Regions from separate parts of the Homo sapiens genome. Here region 2 is linked to region 1. A link is a contact called in ENCODE Hi-C or POLR2A ChIA-PET data. All regions are on one chromosome and are shown on one strand. Each heading gives the region's core, a stretch centred on a gene start or an enhancer-like site at or near the end of the contact. The rest is flanking DNA. Distances are from core to core; before and after follow the strand shown.

Region 1 (4,599 bases), core at 903-3,402:
GAGATCCAGTCACAGGCTAAGAAGTAAACCAAAAAGATATTACTATTTTACAATCCTTTCTCACCACCACACTTTCCAACTTTTGAGAAATCAAGAATTAAGTCATTTGAACTATCACAGTGGAAAGAACACAGGCTTTAGAGCCAGACACCTCTAGGTTTCTAGTCCCAACTTTTCAACTTACTGGTTAAGCCTAAGCTTTACACATCTATAAAACAGAGGTAATACCACCCAGTTTGTTACGCGTATTAAAGAACACTATATATAAAGTTCTTTCATAGTGGCTGGCATTTCATTTAATAAACAGGTGGTACTACCAACCTGGGGCAAGTTGACTCCTGTCAGCTTCCTCATTTATGAATTACATGAGATAAAATTTGTAAAGCTCCTAGCAAGTTAAAGAAACTTAATAAATAACTCCTCGTGCTCGCTTCAGCAACACATATACTAAAATTGGAACGATACATACATATATATATATACACATATATATATACATATATATATACACACACACACATATATATATACTCTCTCAAGTCTTAATGGAATATGAATTTTGATCCTGTAGTTATTAAACAGCCATTTACCAACAGTTGAGCTGCCAGGAACTTACTTAGAACTGGGAATTTCCTAGTGTAAAAGACAAAAAGACACGGCTCTGGGGGCACGCGCAATACCTGCTTAGCACAGAGTAGAGCCGCTCTAAGTATTTGTTAAATGGGTAAGTGAATGGTTGACGCGACTGAGCAAAACGAATGGATGAATGAATGAATGAACGAGCTCACTGTCTAGCCTAGAAGTCAGACACCGAACCGAAATAACTGCTATATCCCGTTCCAGGCGCTGGGGCTGCTAACTCCAACTCTGTGTCCCGAGGTGAGCCCCCCTCCCCCTACTTCCCATAGTCCTCTCAGCTCAGAACAAACCCAAGGCAAGAAGAACTGGACTGCGCGCCCCAGCCGGCAGTATGACATAAAGAAAAGGGGTGGGGAGGAGGAAGAAGGGGCAGAGCCAAAGGAATCCTCTCCCTCCACAAGCCAGTCCCCGCCTCCCGACAGGATCTTGGAGGCGGCCGGCGACTGCTCGAACCGAGCACCACGTCACGGCATCCCGGCGCGTCCTAGCCAGGGGACCCCAGAGCGGGGCCGCAACGCATCGGAAACCCGGGCAGTAGTTTCCGGAGCCCGCTCGGGGAACCAGGATCTTGTAGGATCCTTCCCCACTCAAGTGTCAAGGAGACAAGCCCGCCCCGCCCCCTCTCCAAACACGCACTCCCTAGCAGCACCACAACAAGAGCAGCCAGCCCAGGCTCCTCACCCGGACCTCTCGGCGCCGGTCCCAATGTCAAGTCCACGACCCAAGCCCCTCTGGGCCAGTAGCTGTTGTCAGGGGTCCCGGCCGGCACCCGCGCCTCACTCCCTCCCCAGCGGAGAGGACAACCGAGAGAGAGTAAGCCAGCGGATACCCAGCCAGACGACCTGGACTCACCGGGAGTCTCCCAGAGCTAAACCCCCAGAGTCCCAGCACCAGGCCAGCCAGAGTCCCCCTGAGTCCACCCCGGGGAGCCCCACGATCCCGTTAGGAAACAACGGAGGATGGGGCTGGGAGCCCCAAGCCGGGCTCCGAATGCTTGGCCCGGCGCTCCTCTAGCCTGGCTGGCCTGCCAGCTCTTCCCAGGACCCTGCCTGAGAGTCACCCACCTGCCCGGCCTTTCGGGGCTCATCTAAAAGGCTCCTCCGCCAAGACTAGGGGACACCAGGAATTGGGTTTGTTTGCGGTGCCTCTGAAGGGGCAAGATGGCGACAGGTAACAGGGCGCAGGCGCAGCCGCGCGCGGCCAGTCGGGAGGTGTAGTTCGCTTTTCCCGCCTTTCGGAGAACAAACACCAAAAGGCCTCCATTCATCTTGTCCTTCTTTTCCTCCGCGTTATGAAAGAAAAGGACAGACATCGCGGAGGGTGCTGGGAGTTGTGGTCCGAATCCAAACTCCAACCTCTTTCGCTCCAGGTTTGCTGTCGTACGCGCAAGGAAGGCCGGGATTGTAGTTCCCTTGGTTTCTCCTGCATACCCTCCTGTCTCTGGCTTCGCGCGCCTCTCCTGGGCTGCCGTCTCCCAGCCAATCGGCTGCGCTCTCTGCTACGTGTGGCGTCACACGTAGCGGCCAAGATGGCGCTAGCGGTTGGAGCAGGGGCTCTGCTGCGACCTTTACGGTAGTGAGGTTAGGGACGATGGGAGAGCAGCTTTGTTCCTGAAGTGCCGTCGAGGATTAGGATCGAGTTTCTTCGATCGTGAGGGCAATTATTAGTGGCCTCTAGCCCCCCAGATGGCATCTTGAGGAGAGAGAATCCACGCTACGAGAACTAACATAGTGGACATCGCAGTTGTCCGTAGCCGATTTGCGGGTTACGGAGTTGTTGCAAGTAAAGAAGGGGAAATCCGAGCGTTCTCGCGTTGGATTTCCTCCACGTGTGAAGTGGGAATGGTAGTGATATCTCGTGCTATCTCTGTCAAGGGCAAGAAGGAGAAGGAATTTATTTGAGGCCCTACGACGTGGTAGGTTCACCCTCAGCCTTTGTTCTTATTTCATCTTATTTGTGGAGAAGGTCTTTTCGTTCCTATTTTACAGGTGAGAAAAGGGGCCCAATATATAGTTATTTGCGGCCATAAAATAGAAGCCAGTTGCCTGATACTGAAGATTCAATGAAATCTTGTGATTGACTTCCCTCTTTAAATTTTGTACTTTGGGTAACATCGGATCCGGTAGAAACGCTCGTCAGAAAGAGTTTTTAATGTGCATTCTACAATTTCCAGACATAGTTTCCTTCTTGAAAAATTGGGTTAATACTACCCTATAGGGATCTTGTGATGCACCACGTAAACGTTGTAAGTTGTGAACCACTATACAAACGTATGAGACTCTTCATGTTCTTGAGTGGAACTGTAGGTTAGGAAGAGAAGGTAAATAACAGCATTTAAGTTTCCTACTACTATTTGCCCATTAGCTAAAAATACCCTCCGAGGTCTAGGAAAGTCACTGTTGTTGAAACCCAACCTACACCTTCAGAAAATCGTAAAGTGGAACATATTAATCACCAGGCCCTCCCTCCGCTGTCTCCCTGACCTTCCTATGCATCCAGTTGCTTAAGAACTCTTGGAAAGATAGTAAGTGAAATCTTCATAGAGGATTTTTGTACTTTAACATATATTATTTGATTTGAGCCTCGCAACATTTCAGTGTGACAGGTACGATTAAGGTCTTTCATACTATGAATGAGAAAAACATAGATGTACCAAGGACTCACCAAATTTCACGGAGCTAGGAATTGGAAGAGAGCTAGGCTTTGTAATCCCAGGTCTTCTGACCTCCAAATGTCCTTTCCTCTACAGTGAATGTCAAAATGACAATGAATGTCTACTCCTCTACAATGGAGTACAAATCGAAAGACAAGGGGCTTATAAAACTGACTCTGACCTTAAGAAGTAGCATATGAGTGATGAATTATTATAGTCAATCCTTGTGCTTACTAAGTGCCACATACTGGTCTAAGCATTTTACATAGTAATTCAGTCCTTAGAACAACTTTATGAGGTGGAAACTTTTATTATCTCTAATTACAAAGGAGGCAACTAAAGTCTAGGAAAGAAGCAAAATAGCTTGCCTAAAGTCACACATAAGTAAATGGTGGCTCACGCCTGTAAACCCAGCACTTTGGGAGGCTGAGGCAAGTGGATCATTTGAGGTCAGGAGTTCAAGACCAGCCTGGCCAACATGGTGAAAGCCCACCTCTACTAAAAATACAAAAATTAGCTGGGCATGGTGGCATGTGCCTGTAATCCCAGCTACTCGGGAGGCTGAGACAGGAGAATTGCTTGAACCAGGGAGGTGGAGGTTGCAGTGAGCCAAGATCGCTCTACTGCATTCCAGCGTGGGCAACAGAGCAAGACTCCATCTTAAAAAAAAAAAAAAAAAAAAAAGCTAAAGCTGGGATTTAAACCTGATTATGTTGGCTCCAGAGCCTATGCTCTAGACCAGTGGTTCTAAACTTTAATGGTCAATAGGAACCGCTTGAGGATCTTGTTAAAACGCAAATATTGGTAGTATAGATATCAGGTAAGGCCTGGATCCTATAGTCTTAACAGGCCCCCAGGTGATGTTGATGGTGCTGGTCATTACATACTACAGTTCACATCTTCCCTTTTCTCCTAACCGTATTTATTTTGCAGTCAGAAACTACCTTTCCCATGCTGCCTGTGACTGCTTTATAGTCTCAAATGTTCCCAACATGCTCTTCCTTAAGGATTAGACTCAAACTTTTTCCTCAAAAAGCTTATCCTGCCCCTGTCTTTCCCTCTAGGATAAGACAGACATCCCTGCCTCTGCTCCCCTACCACTCAGTGTACACCTTGTTACAGAGCTCAGAACACTGAATTATGGCCATTTATTTGAAAATCTTCCTGGCCGGGCATGGTGGCTCATGCCTGTATTCCCAGTACTTTGGGAGGCCGAGGTGGGCTGATCACTTGAGGTCAGGAGTTCAAGACCAGCTTGGCCAACATGGTGAAATCCCGTCTATACTAAAGATAGAAAAATTAGCCGG
Region 2 (4,599 bases), core at 531-3,030, 1.2 Mb before region 1:
GCTGGTCTCGAATTCCCGACGTCAGGTGATCCGTCCGCCTCGGCCTCCAAAATGCTGGGATTACAGGCGTGAGCCATTGCCACCGGTGTATTACTCTTTCTCTATTGCAATTCCCCTGTCTTGATAAATAGGCTCTGTCTAAGCAGCAGGCACGGTGATCCCATTGGGCAGTTACAACAGGGTTGTATGTAACTGGGTTACAGGGTTGTAACAGGGTTGCTGCTGTAATGGCCCAATGGGTTCACCTTGCCTGTTGCCTAGACAGAGCTGATTTATCAAGATGGAAATTGTAACAGAAAAACAGTAATTCACGCAGAGCTGCTGTGCAGGAGACTAGAGTTTGTTGTTGTTGTTTTGAGACGGAGTCTCTCTCTGTCGCCCAGGCTGGAGTGCCAAGGCGCGACCTCGGCTCACTGCAAGCTCCGCCTCTCGGGTTCACGCCATTCTCCCGCTTCAACCTCCCGAGTAGCTGGGACTACAGGCACCTGCCACCACGCCCGGCTAATTTTGTTTTTGTATTTTTAGTCGAGACGGGGTTTCACCGTGTTAGCCAGGCTGGTCTCGATCTCCTGTCCTCGTGATCTGCCCGCCTCGGCCTCCCAAAGTGCTGGGATTACAAGCATGAGCCACTGCACCCGGCCTAGAGTTTTATTTTTACTCAAATCAGTTTCCCAGAGCATTCAGGGATCAAAGTTTTTTTGTTTTTTGTTTTTTGTTGTTTTTTTTTTTTTTTTGAGACGGGGTCTCGCTCTGTCGCCCAGGCTGGAGTGCAGTGGCGCTATCTCGGCTCACTGCAAGCTCTGCCTCCCGGGTTCACGCCATTCTCCTGCCTCAGCCTCCCCAGTAGCTGGGACCACAGGCGCCTGCCACCACACCCGGCTAATTTTTTTGTATTTTTAGTAGAGACGGGGTTTCACCATGTTAGCCAGAATGGTCTTGATCTCCTGACCTCGTGATCCGCCCGCCTCGGCCTCCCAAAGTGCTGGGATTACAGGCGTGAGCCACCGCGCCCAGCCAGGGATCCAAGTTTTTAAGGATAATTTGGCAGGTTGGGGAAGGCCAGTGAGTCAAGAGTGCTGATTGGTTGGGTGGGAGATGAAGTCACAGGGAGTTGAAGCTGTCCTCTTGCGCTGAGTCAGTTCCTGGGTTGGTGGGGAGGGGGCACAAGATCACATAGCCAGTTTATCCATCTGGTGGTGCCAGCTGATCCATCAAGTGCAGGGTCTGCAACATATCTCAAGCACCGATCTTAGGTGCAGTTTAGGGAGGGTCAGAATCTTGTAGCTTGCAGCTGTAATTTCTAATCTAAACCATAATTTCTAATCTTGTGGCTGATTTGTTAGTCCTACAAAGGCAGTCCAGTCCCCAGGCAAGAAGGAAGTTTGTTTTGGGAAAAGGCTGTCATCATCTTTGTTTTAAACTTCAAACTGTAAACTAAGTTCCTCCCAAAGTTAGTTCAGCCTATATCCAGCAATGAACAAGGACAGTTTGGAGGTTAGAAACAACATGGATTTGGGTAGGTCAGATCGCTTTCAGTGTCTCAGTTATAATTTTGCAGTGGTGGTTTCACTGTGACAATCCTGAGGGACTTCCCACAGAACCCTCAGTTATTGAAGCCCAAAGCCTCAGAAATGGCGAGGAAGAAGGGGAAGGGTGTTGCGCGGTCAAACTCCACACGTTCTTAGCCGACCTCCGCCGCTTTTCCTAGAATGTCTCATCTCTATGGTCGACGGCGTTCAGATTCCGGGGCAGACTAAGTTGTTCTTCCGGGGTGACTGCCTCTTCCAGGGCGGGCGGTGTGGTGCACGCATTGCTGTGCTCCAACTCCCTCAGGGCCTGTGTTGCCGCACTCTGCTGCTATGAGCTTCCTCAAAAGTTTCCCGCCGCCTGGGCCAGCGGAGGGGCTCCTGCGGCAGCAGCCAGACACTGAGGCTGTGCTGAACGGGAAGGGCCTCGGCACTGGTACCCTTTACATCGCTGAGAGGTAGGGTTCCTGGTCCCCAGCGCTGGCCTCCTGCGCGCCGCCCTCCTCCTTGCTGGAGCAGGCGGTGCGAAGGAGCCGGGCAAGGGGCGGCCTGGAGGCCTGCTGGGAGCGGGGTCTCGTGCCCGACGCCTCAGGGATACCTGTAGCGGGTGGAAGGCTCGATTTTTCTAGTACTCCTCCGGAGTCTTCCATTCTCTGTTTTCTCCGGCCGGAATTTCCCCTTATGGATTGTGCTTTTTTTTTTTTTTTTTCTTTTTTTCCTCTTTCTCTTTCTCTGTCTCTTTCTCTCTTTCTTTCTTCTTCTTTTCTTTCTTTCTTTCTTTTATTTTCTTTTTTTTTTTTTTTTAACTCGCCTATTTACTGGAGGTCTGGCGCGTGCGTTGCCCTTAACGCACGGTCTGGTTTTAAGGGTCTGAAGTGTGCCTGTCTTTCCGGATGAACAGATGCAGGAGATGTTCCCCTCTCTGGGATACGTAGTTTCAGAGCCGACTGTGGAGGACTTTTAAAGTTTGGTTACACAATAAAGATTTTCTTCTGTAGGTATAGTAAGGAGAGGAACACCCTTAACTCGACACAGACAGGGGTCATATGCAGAGGGACCAGACTCCCGTTTTGGGGTCCTGGAAGGAATTGCCCTTTTATTTGGCCACGTGGAGCACTTTGGTATTTTGACAGTCAGATAGATCTACCGTAAATATTGTGGTTGTAGAACAGAGGTCCCTGTTTCCTTGACATGCAGTTTTCTTTATTTTGAAGCCTGTAATGACACATCGAATCTTTCCTGCCCTTCAGATATGTGTTGCTTCCCCTTTTGCTCCATCACTTGTCTACAGCCAGAGAAAATTCTCTACTTTTAAGAGCTCATGTGATTACTTTGGAACCACCTGTAAAATCCAGGATAATCTCCCTATGTTACTGTCGACTGGTAACCTTAATTACGTTTGTGAAGTCCCTTTTGCTGTGTAATATAACATATTCACCCGCATGACACCAGAAAGTGAAGGTCGTGGGGCCAAAATTCTGCCTACTACAGAATCCAGAGCACAAAAACTGTAAAGAACCTCTGCTTTAAAGGGAAATTTAGACATTGAACAAGGTTTAGGCTTCAGGCCAGAAACTGAGATAGGACATATGGATGGGAGGAAAAGCAAGATTGAGGTGAGAGGCAGATAATGAGTTTGGTCAGGACATGTGTGGAGTAGTTGTACATATGACCGTGTTGGGCCGGGCGCGGTGGCTCACACCTGTAATCCCAGCACTTTGGGAGGCTGAGGCAGGCAGATCGCTTGAGCCCAGGAGTTTGAGATCAGCCTGGGCAGCATGGCGAAACCCAGTCTCTACAAAAAATACAAAAATTAGCCAGGCATGGTGGCGGCCTGTAGTCCTAGCTACTCAGGAAACTGAGGTGGGAGGATCACCTGAGCCCAGGAGGTCGAGGCTGCGGTGAGCCGTGATTGTGCCCCTGCACTCCAGCCTGCATGACAGAGTGAGACCCTGTCTCAAAAAAAAAATAAAAATAAAAAAAGAATGTGTATCTTGGGAAAGTGGTATTAAAGAGAGATGTTTGGAGGTCGTTAAAGTGTTAGTGTATACTCATGGAAATGGATTAGATATCTCAGAAGAGAAGAGGACCAAGTGTAGAACCCTAGGGATACGCCGACGGGTGGGTCATGAAAGAAGAAACTTGAGAAAGGAGGAAGGAGCAGTCAAAACAAAATGTGAAGAGCATATATTGAGTATTGACAAGGAGATCTTTGATAATTGGGGAAAGCAGTTTCTTTGAAGTGGTGGAAGATGGAGCACAGATACATTCCTAGTTCCCAGGCATTCCTTTTTTATTCATGACATTTCTGTATGTTGACGCTTCTTTCAGTATTATAACTCCTTTTGAGGGACAGTCCTGTATTGATTTTTGCATTTAGAAGAATTTCAAACCTAAGATCCAGTGTGGTGGCTCACGCCTGTAATACCAGCACTTTGGGAGGCTGAGGCGGGTGGATCACCTGATGACAGGAGTTCAAGACCAGCCTGGCCAACAATGTGAAACCCTGTCTCTACTAAAATACAAAAATTATCCGGGTGTGGTGGCGTGCACCTGTAATCCCAGCTACTTGGGAGGCTGAGGCAGGAGAATCGCTTGAACCCGAGAGGCGGAGGTTGTAGTAAGCCGAGATCATGCCATTGCATTCCAGCCTGGGTGACAGAGTGAGACTGTCTCAAAAAAAAAAAAAAAAGAAAAATTTCAAACCTAAAGAAAAGTTGTGTTATTACTACCCATACACCCTTCACAAAGATTTATTAGTTAACATTTTGCCATGTTTATGTCTCTGTTTTTCTTTTTTTTCTGAGCCATTTGAGAATTGTCGACGTTTTCCACTTCCTGTTCAGAAGAACAGGGACATTATCTTGTATAACCACAATACAATTCTCATACTAAGGAAGTATAACTCTTTTTAAGTTCTTATCAGCTTTTAAAAAATTCTTAGCCTGGGCAAGGTGGCTTACGCCTGTAATCGCAGCACTTCGGAAGGCCAAGGTGAGCAGATCCCTTGAGTCCAGGAGTTCTTGACCAGCCTGGACAACATGACAAAACCCCATCTCTGCAAAGAATACAA

Evidence for each region. A loop is a pair of places that touch in the nucleus more often than their neighbours do. ChIA-PET counts read pairs that join two places held with the same protein, here RNA polymerase II (POLR2A). Pooled maps may share reads with other maps.
Region 2: a map of CD8-positive, alpha-beta T cell shows a loop between it and region 1 (5-fold over the local background). The contact joins the promoter of CLNS1A here to the promoter of EMSY-DT in region 1. A Hi-C loop is called at or near these places in 1 of 168 maps with a recorded cell type or tissue (CD8-positive, alpha-beta T cell) and 9 of 50 pooled maps. POLR2A ChIA-PET finds 5 or more read pairs at or near these places in 1 of 52 experiments (MCF 10A).

The regions. Positions count from the first base shown.
Region 1 is chr11:76,442,233-76,446,831 of GRCh38, reverse strand. It overlaps EMSY-DT (EMSY divergent transcript), which reads left to right and starts at 2,152. Exons shown (of 2, transcript NR_186348.1): 1 at 2,152-2,554. It overlaps EMSY (EMSY transcriptional repressor, BRCA2 interacting), which reads right to left and starts at 1,814. Exons shown (of 22, transcript NM_001300942.2): 1 at 1,704-1,814. RefSeq lists enhancers at 813-1,107, 1,247-1,316, 1,357-1,406, 1,607-1,836, 1,537-2,173 and 1 more.
Region 2 is chr11:77,634,975-77,639,573 of GRCh38, reverse strand. CLNS1A (chloride nucleotide-sensitive channel 1A) reads left to right here and starts at 1,780. Exons shown (of 7, transcript NM_001293.3): 1 at 1,780-1,984. The coding sequence starts at 1,860. RefSeq lists enhancers at 1,639-1,878, 1,533-2,052.